Linked DNA regions of Homo sapiens: region 1 is linked to region 2. The links are chromatin loops, found by intact Hi-C in ENCODE. Cell type or tissue: IMR-90. All regions are shown on one strand. Links, peaks and the distances in the headings refer to the core of each region. The heading gives the core; the rest is flanking DNA. Region 1 has its middle 230 kb from the start of MIR4642. Region 2 overlaps SUPT3H (SPT3 homolog, SAGA and STAGA complex component).

Region 1 (9,042 bases), core at 254-8,253, 410 kb before region 2:
ACCTGGTAAGTCATGAAGCTGGTGTCCCGATGCCAAGTGGTGACTGTAAAAGTATGTGTTCCAGCCACTGGGAACATGGGCTCCAAGAGAGGCCCCATCATTCAAGGTCTAGGGGGTGGCAGGGCGGGGTGGTGGTCCTTTAGAAGGGCTGTGTCTGACCTAGAGACCAACGGGGAGGTGAAAGATGAAAGGCTTTGAGAGAGAAGGACAGTGTGGGCAGCTTTTTAGAAAGGGCAGAGCCGGGCCCTGCTGCCATGGGAAGGGGCTCGCTGTGTTTACACGGTGACATCGGACCCACCACCAATGGCTCTTATTGAAAAGTGCGGTGGTCTCCACAGGAAGAGGAGAATGGTATGTTTCAGGCTTTCTCTCTCTCTCTCTCTCTCTCTCACCACCACCCCCCGCCCCACACACACACACATGCATACACATACACAGTCTTTTTAAATGTAAAGAGCAAGGGGAAAATGTCTATTTGCACATCTGGCTTGTTCTTTAAATAGCTCATTCCAAGAAAGAAATATGTTCTCCCTGCCTTAATTTATGTTTCTACCTTTTTCTTCCAATAGGCCTGCAGGAGGAAAGAGGGAGGGAGGGGAGGCCTGAGGCCTTGCAGGGATTCGGCAATGGCTTTGGTATGCTGCTGCCTACACAGCAGCATTTAACCCAATTACAGGATAATAAGGGCTCAGACAAATTATCTGCAAATAGATATGTCTATATGTAAACCCTCGTATTTGGAACATGCGTCTGGAGCCAAAGAAAAGTTAAGTGCTTAGCCAGAGAGCGACTGAGCTCACAGTTTTTTTCCCCCTCAGACCTGCATGTGGAGATACTTGACTTAGATAAATAAGAAATCCCAGGTACAGGCTAGATCCAGATGAGCAGTTTGACAGAAGGAGGAAGAGACTGTGCTCCCAGACTATTGCCATTTGGGGTATGTGCCTGCCCAGTGACCCAGGGTACACTGAGGGGCTTCGCTGGGTTGGCCCAGAGTGGCCCTCACACAGACTGCGGTCTCCGGGGGCTGCCTGGCCACCCTCCTCCCCTTCCTTCCCAGACAGCAAGAGCAGACCACCTAGAGAAATGCTCACAGCCCAGCCCAAAAGAAATTGCTGCAAGCCTAATTCACAAAGGCCATGGGCTGGGCTAAGGGCAAGTGGGGACAAAAGCAATGGAAGCTTTGTGCATTTTAGGATTCAAAGCCATCAACCAATGCTCAAAGAACTCCTGTGCTCATCAGCCCCCACACTTGAGCTGCACAGCAGAGAAAGACACTGAGGTGCAGAGAGGAGCCTCATGTTCTGGCCCATGAGGAAGTCAAAGCAGAAAGAACCCAGGTGTCCCCTCCACAGCACAGGACTCTTTTTGGGGCCAGCACCGCCCTCCAAGGAAGAACATGGCTGGGGAGTGGAAAACTGTTCTGGGCGGCACAGCTCCTCTCTGAGAGCACAATCTAGAAGAAGCTGGAATTTGTTTTCTTTTTTTCCCTTTGTCTCCCTAATAATTTACCCCTAGAGGAAACTTTTACAAATATGAATTACGTAATGCGCACAACAAAGTGTGCATTGGGTGATGCAAAATCCCTTCGTTGCCATGGGGGTATGTTTGCTTGAGTACAAACAGGAGCATGATCGGGGACGGCTCTGTGTGTGGGTCTGTGTGTGTCTGTGTGAGTGGCCGTCCCACAGCGGGCCCAGCACTATGATCTCTGAACCATTGTGCTGGCTTAACAGTTTACCCATTTCTCCATTCCACCGTGTGCTTGCTGGGCTACAGTTTTCTGCATTATGATGTGTTCTGCTGCACCTTAAAAACTGTTTTCTTTAGACAGGGTGTTTGCTGTTTTATATGGGGCTATTGAAACCAGCCCACATGTAGGCCTTGGAAAGTAGTTTTGATTCCCAGGGAGAGGGAAGTGTACCAACTGAGGCAGCTTTCCCAGAGGTTGTGGGGAGAGGGGGCTTTTCAGGTAAGACCTGCTAAAGACACCTGGACACTTTCCCTTGTCATTTCCAGGAACATCTTAAATCAGTTTGAACATCTGCAAGGCTTTGAGGATGGTCAAGTCAGGGCCTGGTGGGGAGGCTGGAGGAGGGAAGAAGCCCAGATGTCCAGCCTTAAAAGTCCTCTGTCTTAACTCTTGGAAGATGCCCCCAATCCAGCCAGGCCCACTCCTGCCTGCTTCTACCACCTGTTTTAGTACCAAGGTTTTAAATTTAGTTCAGTGTTCATAGAGCAGGGGCAGCTGAGTATGGAGCAGGGCAGGGAACGGTGGAGAGACCAGGGTGTTGCTTTTTTTTCAGACAGGAGGCCTGGCTTTTGTCGGGTGTGAGGAGGGACCCAGGTGTTTTTAGGCAGCCCCCAGAGCAGGCCTGGCTGTCTGGAGTGGATTTCAATTCTCATTTGCCAAACTACACTTTCAAGAGGTGTCAGATATCGAAAACCTCTCCCCCAAGCCAAAGCAAGCATTTGGGGAAGGAGAGGCACAGAAGGGGCTGCGGACGGTAGGAGAATATGCTGGCTTTTAAATTGGGAAAGAGAAATGTTCCTTCACATAGTGTTCCACGATGGGTATTTGTTTTTAAAATAATTGGTTAAGCTGTTCATAAAACCAGGTAAGTCTATTCTGCATTGCAAAGAAGACTGGGCAGAGCCTGGTCTTCCTGGCACAGGTGGGATTTTTGTAAACCAGAGCTTTACAAGACAAGGGCAGGGGCTGTGTCCTGGTGACCTGAGATGACCCACTTCTTAAGGGAAACCCAGAGGAGGAGAAGGAGGGAACGGCAAGAAAAGGTGTGAGGGAAGCATTGGAAGGAATGGAGGAAGGAGAGAAAGAGGAGAAGAAGGGAAGAGAAGGAGAAGAGGGAGAGGATGAAGGAAAGCAGGCGTGAGCACAAGTTTCTAACTCTGGGGTCTCAGGCCCCTCACCTGTATGAAGGACGAGGCTGGCAGAGCTTGGGAGCCCCAGGCTGTCTCAGCACCTCCATCCTTAAGCATCAATAACTTCATTGACAGTTGCCCCCTCTATAGGGTTCAGCATTCTCTCTAGTGACTCATGAAAGCATAAAATCAAGACATTCTGGGAAGCCAAGGGAATCTGGTTTAAAATGTGTGTTTGGGGAATGGAAAGCATTAGAAGAATGCTTGTGTCTGGACTATTCTGTTGTTTTCATCCTCTGTTTTCTCTTCAAATTAATGGATGAGTCATGGTCGTCTTTAGGCCTGTGAAATGCCTCCACAGGGGGTGTTGGGGGAGCTGGGATCTGACAGTCGCATTTGCTCCGGCTTTTTGGACTGTTCAGACCTGTGGCTGTTTTCCTCTTCCTCTTTCTATGTGTCTCCAGAGAAAGGATCTTTCCCATTAATAAGCAACACAACTTGAATGTGTTTCTCCTCCCTCCTCCTACCACCAGGACTAGACCGCCCACCTTGAATAAAACCCAGCCAAGTTACAGGATTTGCAGGCCAGGTTCCCCTGGATCTCTGCATGGTGCAGAATCTGGGAGGCCAGTTCCCATCTAGTTGAAGCCCTTCCTTTGCCCCACACACCTTTGATTCATCCCCCAGTGTCTGCCTTTTGTCAGTTCCCCAAACCAAGGGCACCCCTTCAGAGTGCACAGAAATAGCTTGTCAACCATCACAGGGTTAAAGAACAAGGTACAGCAGAGCCCCATTTTGCCGAGGTGCCTTCCCTCTTTTCTCCCTGCAGGTGGGCCCCTCCCTTCTCTTGCACTTCAAGGACTCCGCTCCTCCAGGGCCCACTGTTCAGCCTCCTTGGCCCTGCCCTGCTAAGCCTGCTCTGGCCCCACACAGCGCTGAGCCCCTGGGACTTTCACAAGCCAGCCATGCCCCATGATTATCTCTTGAGGGAGTCCTTCTTTCCTCTGCCTCCATAAAACCAGCTGTTCCTGAATGCTGGCGTTAGGAATGTGATATGTGATAATAAAAGGGACGAGAAAGAGAGAAGAGGGAGCATCTCATCTGAAGAGCTCTGCCAGCCTTCCCAAAGCCCTTTGCAGTTCCTACCCCTGCCGACAGATGGCTAAGTGACATCCTTGACTTGCTGTGCCGCCACCACCCTCACCCTGCCTCCAGCGTCCCTGGGGAAAGAGACCAAGACTTCTTTCATGGAGTGCCTACTATGCACCTAGAGTTTTTCATTATGCCCCAGGAACCCTGCCATTGAATCAGGAAACCGCTGAGGTTCAGGGAGGTTACTAAGCAGCCCAAGGTCACCTACCCAGAGAGGGGGCAAGCCAGATTCACTTCTGGATTCATCAACCTTCCAAGCAGGAGCTGACTGCCTCCTGGGCCCCAGAAACATCTTCCCAACCTCTAACTCATTTTTCTTCTTCCGGAAGACAGAACTGGCAGCATCCACGGCCCACTGCTCTCAGAGTCCTGGCCCACGGGCTCAGTCTTGAAACTACATCTTAGCTTGAGGCCAAGCGGTCTCCTGTGCCCAGATGAGACCTGCTGGGGAGGGAGTGGCAGAGAGGGCTGGAGAGCTAAGCCTGCCCCATCCCCCGTACCCGCATTTCCCCCTCTCTCCCCATCCCAGCCAACGTCCAAAATGCCTGAGTTTGTTGTGCCAAAATTAGGCAAAGAACATTTATACCTTATTACCAAGCCACATAGCAACAACTATGCAAATGATTAATTATGCATCAGATAACCTTCGCTGTACGTTTGATTTAATTACAACACTAAAATTCCAAATACATATATTCCATCTTTATAGATTCTTGCTTGTTGACTATGGTCATTTACTCAAAATAAATTGAGGGAACATTGTTTATACATGCCAGTTTCAAAGCCAGTAGAGAAAAGCTGATGTTTATGTAAGATGTGATTATAAAATAATGACTGTGTTTTTTCAGCAAACAGAGTAGGACTCCAAAGACATTCCACTGGAAGGCTCCATCCAATTCCAGTGGAGTTGCCATCGCTCAAGTTCCTTGTGGCATCTCTTTTGGAATTGCCTTCAGAGTCCATTTGTGTGGGCCACATGGAAAAAAAAATAAACCACTCCGTCCCACCTCGTTATTGACCAAAAAATTTCATTACCCAGTTTGATTACTCACCTAATTCACTGGGATTGGCTTCAAATGATTTTCAGTTGCTTCTAAATATCAGATCAACCCTGAAATGATGAGAGTTAGCAGGCTTTGAAGGACATTTCCAAGTACACTGAGCAGGCTCTGAGAACAATCCCAACAGAGTCAGGATCCAGGCAGCGTTGGCGGCGAAGTCAGTTTTGAGCTGAACCTTGAAGGATGAGAAAGCTCTGAGTGACCATATGAGCGCTCTTCAATGTACCAAGTGCTTTTTCCACCTAGCCCTTCTTTGGAGTCTCGCAGCAGTGGGAGGTGTTGTGATGATCACGCAATGGTAGGTGAGGGATTTAAAGGCCAGAGGGAAATCATTCATCCCAGTCCCATAGCTAGAAGACAAATAACAGGGCTGGAACTTGAAATCAAGGCTTTGTGTGCCTGCATGCATAGTGTCCACCTTCCCCCAATGTCCTGCAGGATCTCAGGAGGCAGAAGCCAGTGAGTAGGCTGGGCTGCCTGAAAGAGAGGAGTCCTGTAAACAAGAGGAGGAAGGCAAGGCCAAGGTGGTAGTTTGGGCTGGATTCTGGGAAGCTGTTGGTGCCAGGTTAAAGAGCATGACAGAGATTGAATGCTGTAGCTCCTGGGCACAGACCAGTGGTGGGGACAGCATGGGACCCCCCAACATTGTTGGCTCTTTCCAGACCTGGACAACAAGGGGTTCTGAGATGCCCCAACATGGTGAACACTGCAGGCTGCTTCACTAAACATCTGCCTAAACCAGCCTCTCTGACTTTCCCAAATATGAGGGGTTGGTTCTCTGCAGCCAGAGTTACCTGCTAATGGCGCAGGTATAGCAAATGGCAGCCTCACATGTGGCAGGAAAGATGGCAGCGAGCAACATGAGTGGTGGCCAAGTGTGGGTACATTGGATCCCCTGGGGACATGTTTGTTTTTTCTGGAACCATCCTGACTGGTTCCCAACATCATGGGTGTAGAGTTTCTGCTGAAATTGTCCTGTGGTGTGGTTGGGTATTTGTCTAGTCTGCATTGTTTTTGGTTGGGCAGCATCCTGGCTTGGTTCCTGGGCCTCCCAAGAAACTTTGCAAACTCCCACATACTCTGTAATAAACTCATTTTCATGTCAATAGCTAGAGTAGACTCTGTTGTCTGCAATTAAGCACTTTGTTCAATCCATCCTTCCGTACATTGCACAGATGTATTCTTTTCTTTAAACAATTTATTCAACATCTACTAGTATCAAGTTTTGTGTTTTGACTTGCATTTTTCTTGTTTAATACAACAACTGCCTTGTGACATAGTACCTACTAAGAGAGGAGTACACTGAAGCTCAGAGAGGTTAAGAAACATAACTCAAGCTGCAGAGCCAGATTTGGGCAGATTTTCAAGTTGTCTACCATTTTCCCATGACCTAAAGGTCTGAGAAAAGGATGCACTGGTGAAGGAACAAAGGTGTGTGTGTCTTTTTAAAGACAGGAGGTCCAGCGGGCCAGAGCGTTTTGAGAGGCCCTGACTGCACAACCTCAGGACAGATTTGATAATGAGAAACTGAGGCAAGGACCAGAGAGAAGGCTAATTTGGGCCCTTGTCCTCATTAGGTGCACCCTATCTTTGGGTGTGCCTTGCTTACTAATGGTGATGGATTCTGTAAAATGAGGCCAGATTCCTGTAAATTGAGATATGATTTTAAAGACACTTCGACAGCTCACTATTCACAAGACTACTGCAGAACCTCCTTTTATCATGGGAAGAAGCCTTTTGTGATCATACTGTCTTCTCTGCTTTCCTTTGTAATTCAAGATTTTCACAGATGGAGTCAGTGCACAGTGGGGTCCACCTTCCTTCTCTGCAGCCTCACCAAGGCTTCCCAGTGCTCTCCGGGCAAAAGGTTAAGGCAAGAGGAAGGGGAGTGTTTTAGTTCCAAAAATATCCCCTCTCTTTGAAGCAGGTGAATTCTTTCTATGCTTAGTTCTTTGGAACAAGGGTTGAAAGCCCAGGGCTCAATCCTTTCTTGTTGCAGAGAAATGGTTTGATCAGGGCTAGTCTCCATTTCTCAGCAACAAGGAACTGAAAACATGGAGGGCAACGATTTACATCAATGTGTTCAGCCTTCCCACTTCAGGTTCCCTCCATGACTTCTGGTTCCCCCCACGGCTCGAGGCAGGATGCCTCCCCTGCCCAGTGGGAACAGGGTCCCCAGCAGCCAGAGGAGTGCTCCTGGCAGCTCTGGCCTGGGACGGCCCCTAGGAGGCCCCCTCCCAACTCCTCCCCTCCTTAATTTCCTCACCCCCTTCACTCCCTTACCCCCTCATCTCCTTCAGCATCCTCACCTCCTTCACCCCCTTGCTCTCTCACCCCTCACCTTACTTATCTCTTTACCCCACCCTCCACTCCTCCCAAATTCTCCTAGCCCCCTTACACCCCTAATTCCTCTAATGTCTCTTACACTCTCAATCCCCAGCCCCTCAGTTCTTCTCTCCCCCTCCTCTCCCTCAGCCCCCCACCCCTCCCCTCCCTTACACTTCCCCACCATACCCTGCTCCCTTTGCATCCCTGCACCTTCGGCCCTGCACACAGCTGCTTCACCTCATCCGCAACCAGTTCCTTTTAGTAGAGGCTGGTCTGATGAAAACCAACCCAGGCCAATTTTCTGTAGATTCTGGATATGATCATTTCTATTGCAATGAATAGAAAACTTAGCTCAAAAACCGACTTGAACAGTAAGGGAATAACATATTAGAAAATGCAATGGAAAGGCCAGGAGTGGTTCAACTTGCAGGAATGGTTTGATCAGGGCTATGTCTCCATTTCTCTGTGATCTGCCCAGTTCTGTCCTTTTTGATGATTTGGCTTCATTTCATCCTGATTTCTCAGATGGTGGCAAAACAGCTGCAATTGTTCTGGGCCTCACATCCGCATACCACACTGTGGAGTGTGAGAGAGAGAGAGCTCTCCCACCCCACCCCCAAATATTTAACACGAGTCCTGTGCTTCACTCTGATTTAGCCAGCCTCAGACAGACATTATGGCCAGGAGAGTGTCAAGCACTGATGGGCTTGAGCCTAAGTTCCTTCCCATCCCGGAACAAATAAATCACTGTGGCAAGGGGGATGAAACTACATGGACTGGCTTATGGAGCTAGGAGAGGGATGATTTCCACCAAAGCAGCATGCTGCCCTACTGTGGGAGAGGATGGGGGATGGGGTAGGGGTGGGCTGGGAGCCATCACATTGTCTGCCTCCCAGTGACCTGGTCTTTGGTCTTAGGTACAATCTGAGCCTCAGGGCGTCCTAGTGAAAGCATGGCATTTAGATACTGACAGACCCTATTTGGATATCAGATCTGCCACTCTCAGGTTAAGGAAGCTTTAACAAGTTGCTTAATCTCAATGAGCCTCAGTTTTCCCAGCTGTAAACTAGGCATAATTCTTCCTGCCTTTCAGGGAATTAACATATGCAGGAGAGTCTGCATGGTGCCTGGACCCCACATCTGTCCAGATGCCTGGACAACTGATATGTGGTAACAATAATTATGAGAATTTTTAAGCCACAGATCTCAGGAGTAGGCTGTCTGTTCCCCAACCACCCTACCACTGCTGTCTGCTAGAAGCAAAAAGCTCTTTGTGTTGCATTTGAGCCAGAGGCCAGTACAAAGGTTTCAGGTGACCTGCTGAGCTTCTTCTTGTTCTCAAGTTGCTGGTGAGTCAGGGCCCATGGGCATGTGGCTGATCCCCTCATCTGCCCCCGGGCATCCTAGGAGAGCTTGTTCCAGGTAACACACTCAGAGCTGGCAGGCACACGGCTATGAAAAGCTTTTAGTTCGCTAACAAAGTACTAAGCAAGATTCTGGGAGTAAATAAAGGAATAGTCTTGACCCTGAACATTGGTGTCGGGCTTGAAGGCAGGAGCGTGGGCTTTGGAGTCAGACAGCACTGGTTCCAATCCTGGTGTTGCCACTTAGGACCTGT
Region 2 (9,042 bases), core at 704-8,703:
ATAAATATGCCTAGAGAGGAGCCTGCCAACAGCTGCGGGTAGCAGCATTTCTAACTGCCAGAAGAGGAAAACATCTCTGCTCACTTCAGCAAAGGTGTGCAACAAAGTGGGCACATTTGGCAGAGCCATCAGATCAATGCCAGGTATGAATATATCATGGTCATTCCCAAGGAGGACTTCTATCAGAGTCTGCTTTGAAGTTACCTAAAGCATAGAAGAAAATCTGCATGTTTTCATAGGCTATGAATCCAATGATATATCATTGGATTTTCCAGATTGACTTCGCATAATCTGGAAACTTAAGGGGAAAAGGACCATTGTTATCCAATAAACCCATTTTATCGAAAAAATATTCACTATATTGATTGAAGTTATAACACATTGAAATTTATGAGAATTATATAGAGTTTTCAGATCAACAGAAGATTTCTGATCTTTCAAGACCACCCAAAGCCAATTTGGAAACCCCAGGATCCAACCTAATCTTATTTGGTATTCAGAAGTATATACTTTTGTTGTTGATAAGGTCACATGCATGGACAACAGCTGGTAAAATGAAATGCTTTGGCCGGGCATGGTGGCTCACGCCTGTAATCCCAGCACTTTGGCAGAGGCAGACGGATCACCTAAGGTCAGGAGTTCGAGACCAGCCTGCCCAACATGGTGAAACCCCGTCTCTACTAAAAATACAAAAAATTGGCCGGGCATGGCAGCACGCGCCTGTAATCCCAGCTACTCCTGAGGCAGGAGAATCACTTGAACCTGGGAGGTGGAGGTTGCAGTGAGCTGAGATTGCACCACTGCACTCCAGCCTGGGTAATAAGAGCAAAACTCTGTCTCAAACAAAAAAAAAAAAAAAAAAAAGAAATGCTTTAATCTCAAAATGAAAGCAATTTCTTTTTACAAACTGGAGTGACGACAAGGAAGAAGTGTTACTACCAGTGTATAGCAGAGAGTTTATATTACTAAATTTAAAATCACCATTAAGTTCACAGGAAACAAAGCAGATGTATAAGCAACAAACATCCGAGCCGCAAAACAAATTCCCTATTCTTTGTAAGTCTTTTCTTGCCATTTATTCCTAATTAATCAGTATGTTTGCTATACTATTAAAATAAATATGATAAAAAGTAATCAAACCAATACAGAAAAAAGATGTTTCCCATATTTTGTCTCTGTTTACCTTTTTTGGAGAATGTAAAATGAAGAAAAATGGACATAGTAATAGAAATATGTATCTTCATTTCAGGCAGGTTCCTATTTGGCAAGAGTTTCAAGTTAATTGGGATATATGAACAATGAAAGCATGGTTAACAGACACCTGGGAAACCTAAATTTTTATTAATCCCATAGGTCAGTAAACCAAGGATTCCCCAGACCCACATCAAGAAAATCTAAATTATATTTTAAAATTGTTAGAAACATTGAAAAAAATTGCAAAAGTTACACATGAGGAAACTACCTAACCAAACCCAGTAAACTCTTTATTATTTTCCTGTCTTTTTTTGCCCCATGATATCCATTAAAGATCACTGATCTGCAATCTGAGTCCTTATTATGCTTGGAGTCAAGGAGAAAGAGTCAGCAGCCAGAAAAGGGTAAAAGAGAATCAGTTGTCTTAGCCTGATACCCAATGCAGAGGACAGGTAAGATATTATATGTTCACATGTCACCCAAGAAACAGCTTTCCCAGAACCCTGAGCCATGTATACTGTGACTGGGGATCTGTCCCAGTTATTAGGGTGCACTCCAGTTTTCTTTTGGGACTAGAGTCCTACTGAGAACATTGATCTGTCCAAAATGAGCCCTGACAAGCCATCTTAAGTCTTTACTAGATTCCTCTCTCTGAGAAGGGAGATCATGACTTTCTATCAATTGCTTACTAAAGACCTGTTTCAGCTCATTCAGACATACATCCTTCAATGTGATACAGATCTCTGATGCCCAGACCTACCAAAGAAATGCAAGGCTGTTGGTATTCCCTGGATTATACCTGAATTCAAAGGTCCTTGAGAGCCAGCTCTTTGAGGAGGGGTAATCTCCTGGCATGCTAATAATCTCTCTACAGTGCCCTGTCATTGAGTTCCTATGAGGAAAAGTCTGGGTGAGTATGACAATATGCTTTAATATATATGACATTCCTACTACGTCCAGTCAAGTGATTTCCACAAATTTTCTTATTTAATGATTACAACAATGCTATGAAGTCAGAACTAATATTATCCCCACTTTACAATCAAAAGGCTCAGGCTTAGAAATGATATGGGACTTCCTCCAAAGTTAACTAGGCAGTCAGACTCCTAAAACAATGCTTTTAAAGAAATTAGGCAATATACACCAACTATTTCATCAAACCTCTAACACCACCAAGTGTAAGATCACCATTATTTTGGTGGGTTAAGAAAAAAAAGACACAATGAAAATTAAACTGATAAAATGTTTTCTTTTCAGTGCCACTCAAAATGTGGACCCTGACCAGTGCCAGACCATAAACTGTTATCAGTCTACAAGGTCAGAAAATAAGAGTGTTTAGAAACTTTTGTAACATTTTAATATTGCAGTGAAAATTTCAAATATATTTTATAAAAGTGGTGAAGGTAGAAAACAAAAAACTAGACCTTGGCTTCAGATAGTCTAAGAAGCATTGACTTAGAATTTTTATTTTATTCTCATTTTTAAAGTTCTTTTAGATTCAAGGCATAGATTATCATTATAGATCATACTTGGGCATTATTGTTTCACTTCAGCATAAAAAGGAGGAAAACAGCAGCAAAAAAAATTGGTTAAAGTATTCGTAAAATGTTTTCACATTCAGAGTCTGACTCTTCTGAATCTCTTTTTGATGCAGAGTAATTGGTACCCATCTTTCTTTGTGTTACCAAGGCTGCCCAATCTAGGATTAAAAGCTCCTGGGTTTTAATCTGAGGCACTGACACCTTCTTCAAACTTGGATACTGGCCCTCTCTCTATCTTACCAGAACTCAGGAAATAACAGCTGTGTCACCACAAATCCAAACATCAGAAAGTTAAAAAGTTTAAAAAAAAAGTACATCTTAGAAGCCACGAAACAATAGTATCATTTATTGTTCTGTCATTTCTAAGATTTCTTGATGTTTTCTGATGTTTATTTGCCTAAATATGAATTTGAAAGAAATGACTTTCTCCGTTAAAGTCTATTTCTCATCTCTTATCTATACTCACAGACAAGATTTTGGTTGATACTTTGACAGATAGTCTTCATTATCTACGCTGAAGATATGTAGGTATTCCATGAGCAGTGTCATTCAAACATATGTGTCTATATAACTCAAACAATATAATGAAACCTACCAACTGAAAGCATTCTAGAAGCTCAATTCTGTCTTCTATTTATATCAGCTTGAGAATTCATTAATCAAAGTGCCCTAGTATCTACATATACCTTGTTAATTAATTAGACTACCAAAAGTTTAGAGAATACAATCTACCCATGGATTTGTTATAAAAGCAATAAATGTTTATCATGGAAAGCTCAGAAAATACAAAAAAAAGCTTAATAAAGATAAAAATCACAAATAATTCAAAACTCAAATCCAAAAATGGATCTTCCAATTTATGTCAGTTTATGGCGAACTGATAAAATATATTTAATGTAAAAAACCACAAAGCCATCTCCTTTGATGGGATGCATCCCAAAATGAACACAGATGACTAGGAAATTTTATATAGAATAGTCACTAATTTATGCTACTATATCTAATACCTTGATTTATACTACTATACCAAATACCTTAACATGTTAGGGGCATCATGTTCTCAAACCACAGCTAAATAGTTTCAGAAAATACTTAAGATCTTTTGACTTGTTTTGTGAGGTACTGAAGTTCGTTTCTTTACTATCAGCTATGAAAAGGGCAAGAAAAAGGAGCTATATAAGGTGAGAATAGGAGGAGGGATACAGGATAGAAGTTAGATACAAATTCTACAGATCACTTCTTATTGACAGAATTAATTGATTCTTGAGTATTTCTATGGAAGAGAACAGAAAACTGCAATGAGTGCTGACATCAATTTGTTGAAATGTTATGAAAGACACAGCTTAGTGATTCACTAGTGGTTAAACCTGCAAGGGTTCAGAAAAGCACCTAAACAGAAAAGCAATTAAATTAAAGGAGGAAAGAGAATAAAAATGTTAACTCTATATGTAATTTTAGTCACACAGTCCTTTATTTATGTCCAAAAATGTTGCTGAAACACAGGTAACAAATGTTACTGAAACAGCTAAATGGAAAACAAAAAAGCTCCACTATCTATCTAACTCAATACCTAAAAAATAATTAAATATGGACCACAAAATTAAGCATAAAAACTATAACCATAAAGATAATAGGTACCATATAACTATAAAGATAATAGATACCATATAAACATTAAGAAACCTAACAGAAAGTCTTCTTGACCTTTGGGTATGCAAAGATTTCTTGGACAAAACATAGAAAGTATTAATAACCCAATAAAAAGGAACAAAAAGTTTGAATAGACACACCACAAAGTGAGATATATGAAAGGCAATAAGCCAAGTGAAAGGTGCTCAATATCATTCATCTTTAAGGAAACAGAAATGAAAATCACAATAAAATAATACTGCACACCCACTAGAATACATAAAATAAAAAAGACTAACAAAACCAAGGAAAGCTAGACACAAAAGGGCACACTCTATGTAATTGCACTTACATGACATCCAAGAACAGACACGCTAAACTATGGTAATAGAAACCACTGGAGGAAGTAAGAAAGTTGTGACTGGAAAGGAGAACTTTCTAAAGTACAGGAAATACTATTCCTTGCTTTTGGGGTGCTGGTTACATGGGAGTGCAGAACTGTCAAAACTCCCTGAGTTAAGCACTTACAATCTGCACTTTTTCTGTTAATCTTATGTATACAAATATGTGTATTTACAGATATTATACATACACACATAGATACAGTTTAAGAAAGGTGTTAATATAATTAAGTCTTGGTACAATAATTTAATAAACATACATATACTGAGTTTCTGCTATGTGCTTCGTGCTACAAATTATTTATTTTTGTGTTAAAAATGAATGTCTTAAATTTACTTAAGCGTTCTAACACAAATACTGTGACTGAAGTAGACCATTCTTTAAATCTCTCTCCTAAGGAATGATAGCTTGTCAATTCTCAGAGACTAACATGGTTCAGTGCCTTTTCGGCATACAATTAATATATTCCATATCTTTTAAAACAGGAATATGCCACTATTAGCAGAAATGAAAACTATAATTATAGTATTTTGAAAATTATTCGTTTGCCATCAGTTACTTTCCACTTATGTGCTTGTACATTTTTAAATACCTTCCTAAACAGTTAACCAAGGCCTGAGAAAAGCACCTTTACAACAGTGGCCCTAATACCAGATATGGTCATACTTGATGTTACACTATATTGAATCACCAGAAATGTCCTTGGCTTCTCTGACTACATGGTATTTGTGAGCAATACTTAGGTTTCTCCAGACTAGAACATTTCCAACACAACAGTATTAATCATCTACAAAACAACCACTGAATAACAAAATATTTCCTTCGGAGAGAAATGCTTACTGTCTTCTGCTTAAATTGTTCTGCCTGAGTCATTACATTATCTGGTAAATTTTCTCGTCATGAAATTCCATCTCATGATAGCAAATCCTCAATACTGTTGTTACAGATCTTTCACAAGTATGTGTTGTTAGAAATTCATGTGCTTTGTGATTTCAAAATTGCTATTTATATAACGACTGCAAGTTCCAGGCAGAAGAAACTATTATTATTTAACATACACGATATACCTGCAGAATGCAAAGCACTGCCCAGGATGAATTTTTAATTCTTCCAAGTTCCACAGTAGTTCTAAATTCAATTAAGGGAAAAAAAAAGAAGTCTTCTTCCTGATTTATAATTCTGAGCCATTTCTTTTCATAAATAATAATGATCTAAAATTACTATGCTTGTGTGTACCTAGGATTATAATAAATGCCATGTGTCAAAGGGGGTATTACTAGAATAATTTTCAGTATCTATATAATTAGTTCATATAATATATTTAATGGCCTGTTACATGTTTAGCTGGCAAGTTTCTACATTTATTAACCTCATAATTTTAAATTAGAAAATTATATTTTGACCTACCTACTGCTTTTATTTTGACTGCATCCCAAATATATTAATAGTGGCATATATGTTTAATAAATGAGCCATTATTTCTCCAAGGTGTATAACCATACACACAGTGATGTCAATTGCGTTAAATGTTCCTGCCAAACAGGGAAACATTTAAGTTGTGTTAACTATAAAATCAGGATTACAATAATTTTAATGAAAGATTTACTTTTTTAGAAAACTTCAGACATACAGTCATGTGAATGGTAATGTAATGCTGACTGTATAAAATATGAACTATGCAAAGGTTTTACAGCTGGTTTTGATCAGCTTCCTTTGTTTAACATTAAAAGTTAACTTCCAGAAGACACATACAAGCTCTACATCCTACAGGTAATGATTACCAGATGGAGATGTTCTTCCTGTTACGTGTCTGATTATCATAAAGAATATACTACAAGAAGAAAAAAAAAAAACTAGGGCAGAGACTCTGATGTATTCTCTGATACAAACAGGCTCTTCCAAACTTTAGTCAATGAAGTCAGACTCACACTCAAAAATGCTTTTGTACTTGTAAAATAGTGATACAAGGTTATATTCTGCATATATGGTCAAATGTTTTAAATAATTAAATTGACGCCTTTAATCATTAGCCCCCTTTGGCTGTCAAAATGATTAAGTTGCAGCCTACTGAGTAACACTAATGATTTCTTACAATCTGCTTGAAAGAAAATCCAACCTATTGTCAAGCCCTGGCAGTCTAGATGCCCAGTTTCCTAGCAGGGCCCCCTAGAAATGGCCTCCTTGCCTCAAATTATTCCATGCACAATACTGGGTTATCAGCTAAAAACACCAGCTGAAACTAGGCTCAAAACTTTAAATGGCTCTAAATTTCTACCGAATATGGTTTGGTAGTTTTTTAATCTCCCTTTGTTCCTTTTCATGCATGCTATGTTCCCCTCAAAATGTTCTATTCACTTTTCTTGACTTGTTCTCCTACCTGTACTTCCCACTGTCTCAACTCTCTTTCTAATCTCTATGTGGTCAGATACCACCACTTCCAATACCAGCATAAAAATGATTTCCCCCACGAAGCTTTCCCTCATTCTTTTAAGGAAGAAGTAATTTCTCCCTTTTTGAACCACTGTGACACTTTATAAAACATTACATCTTCATTAGTAGTATATTCATTCCTGAACAGACCATATACCATACAAACTATATCCTCTCTATTGAGATAGAAGGCCTTGTCCATAGTACCAACCATAGGATTTTGCTTATGATAGGTGTTTAAGAAATGTTCATAGGCTGGGCATGGTGGCTCATGCCTATAATCCCAGCACTTTGGCAGGTTGAAGTGGGAGGATCGCTTAAGTCCAGGAGTTTGAAACCAGCCTGGGCAACATAGTGAAACCCTGTCTCTACAAAAACTTTAAAAACTAGCCAGGTGTGGTGGCCTGTGCCTATAGTCCCAGCTATTCAGGAGGCTGTGGTGGGAGGATCACTTGAGCCCAGGAGATTGAAGCTGCAGTGAGCCATAATCGTGCCACTGCACTCCAGCCTAGGTGACAGAGTGAGACCTTGTTTCAAAAAAAAAAAAAAAAGAAAAGAAAAAAAAAAGTGTTCATGAAACAAATCAATAAAAATCTGTATTTCTGCAAGGCCAAGTGCATTTCTACTTATAGTGTCACATTATCAGTAGAAAAACTCAATAAACACAAAAGTAAAGAAAGATAGATCAAAATGACAAATAGCCCACACCTCAACTTTTTGTTTTGCCTAAAATTTCAAGAAGTTTTAAAAAGGTGTATTTTGGAGGAAAAAAGAAAAGCTTCAAAAACAATTTTGGAAAATAAAGAATGGTATTAGTGAGCCAAAACTGAGGAATTGCTAAAAACAGAAATTAAACAAAATCAGATGGATAGAAGGACTGGTTGGGGGGGTGGGGGAACACACAATCTAAAACATAAGAAAGACAGGACTGTCAGTACACCTGGCTAATTTCAGTATTTTCAGTAGAGACAGAGTTTCGCCATGTTGGCCAGACTGGTCTTGAACTCCTGACTTCAAGTGATCTGCCCGCCTTGGCCTCCCAAAGTGCTGGGATTACAGGTGTGAGCCACCATGTCCAGTCCTCCGGTCATTTTATACCTCCTTTCTTCCTTTCATGCTCTACTGTTTACTGCTTTGGTTTTGTTCTCTTTTTTGTTTGTATATCTGCTGTAATTAATTAAATGTTGGTCACATAAAAATACTCTCGACTTTTCCACTCTGCCACACAATTTATATTTCTGTGGCCTTAATTTACATTTTTATTTATTATGTGTTCCTTAGCCAACATTGCAGTTGTTGTTTTTGACCATTTTGACCTTAAACCTTCATATTAGTTGACTGAAAGATTTACACAGTATCGTTACAGCATTGGGGTGTTCTTAGTTTTATTATAAATTTAGCTCTATTGGTGAGTTTTATACTTTCACATGTTTTCATTACAATGATTCTCACCTTTTTATTTCCTGTTGTAGCATTCCTTTAAGAATTTCTTGTAAGTCTGGTCAAGTGGTGATAAATTCCCTCAGCTTTTGCTCCTCTGGGAAGGTCTCTTTTTCTCTTTCATTTCGAAAGGAGAGCTTTGTTGGATACAGTATACTTGGCTGACAGGTTTTTTTATTTGTTTGTTTGTTTGTTTTCCTTCCTTTCCTTTCCTTTCAGCACTTTGAATACAACACCTCATTCTCTTCTGGCCTACAAAGTTTATGTTGGTAAATATACGGATAGTCTAATGGAAATTCCCTTATATGTGACTCAGTGTTTTTCTTTTGCAGCTTTTAGAATTCTCTGTCTTTGACTTTTGACAGTTTAATTATAATGTGCTCCAGAGAATCTTTTTCACTTGAAT

Evidence for each region. Peaks named below come from ENCODE experiments on the same cell type or tissue, not always from the same donor. Only the 100,000 strongest peaks of a DNase experiment are listed, where the experiment ranks them.
Region 1: a loop joins it to region 2, with 2.6 times the contacts of the local background. A loop is called at or near these places in 6 of 110 quality-filtered maps.

Annotation. Positions count from the first base shown.
Region 1 is chr6:44,664,269-44,673,310 of GRCh38, forward strand. No RefSeq gene overlaps it. Among named protein-coding and RNA genes, the nearest start is that of MIR4642, 230 kb to the left of the region's middle. RefSeq lists enhancers at 2,839-3,347, 4,366-4,873. In IMR-90, for the core only: a CTCF peak has its summit at 4,030; a DNase peak (open chromatin) is centred at 3,143; H3K27ac peaks cover 250 bases; H3K27me3 peaks cover 721 bases.
Region 2 is chr6:45,069,896-45,078,937 of GRCh38, forward strand. All of the region lies in intron 3 of SUPT3H (SPT3 homolog, SAGA and STAGA complex component), which reads right to left. Among named protein-coding and RNA genes, the nearest start is that of MIR586, 120 kb to the right of the region's middle. RefSeq lists a silencer at 4,704-4,904. In IMR-90, for the core only: no CTCF peak of the experiment used is centred there; DNase peaks (open chromatin) are centred at 5,586 and 6,526; H3K27ac peaks cover 163 bases.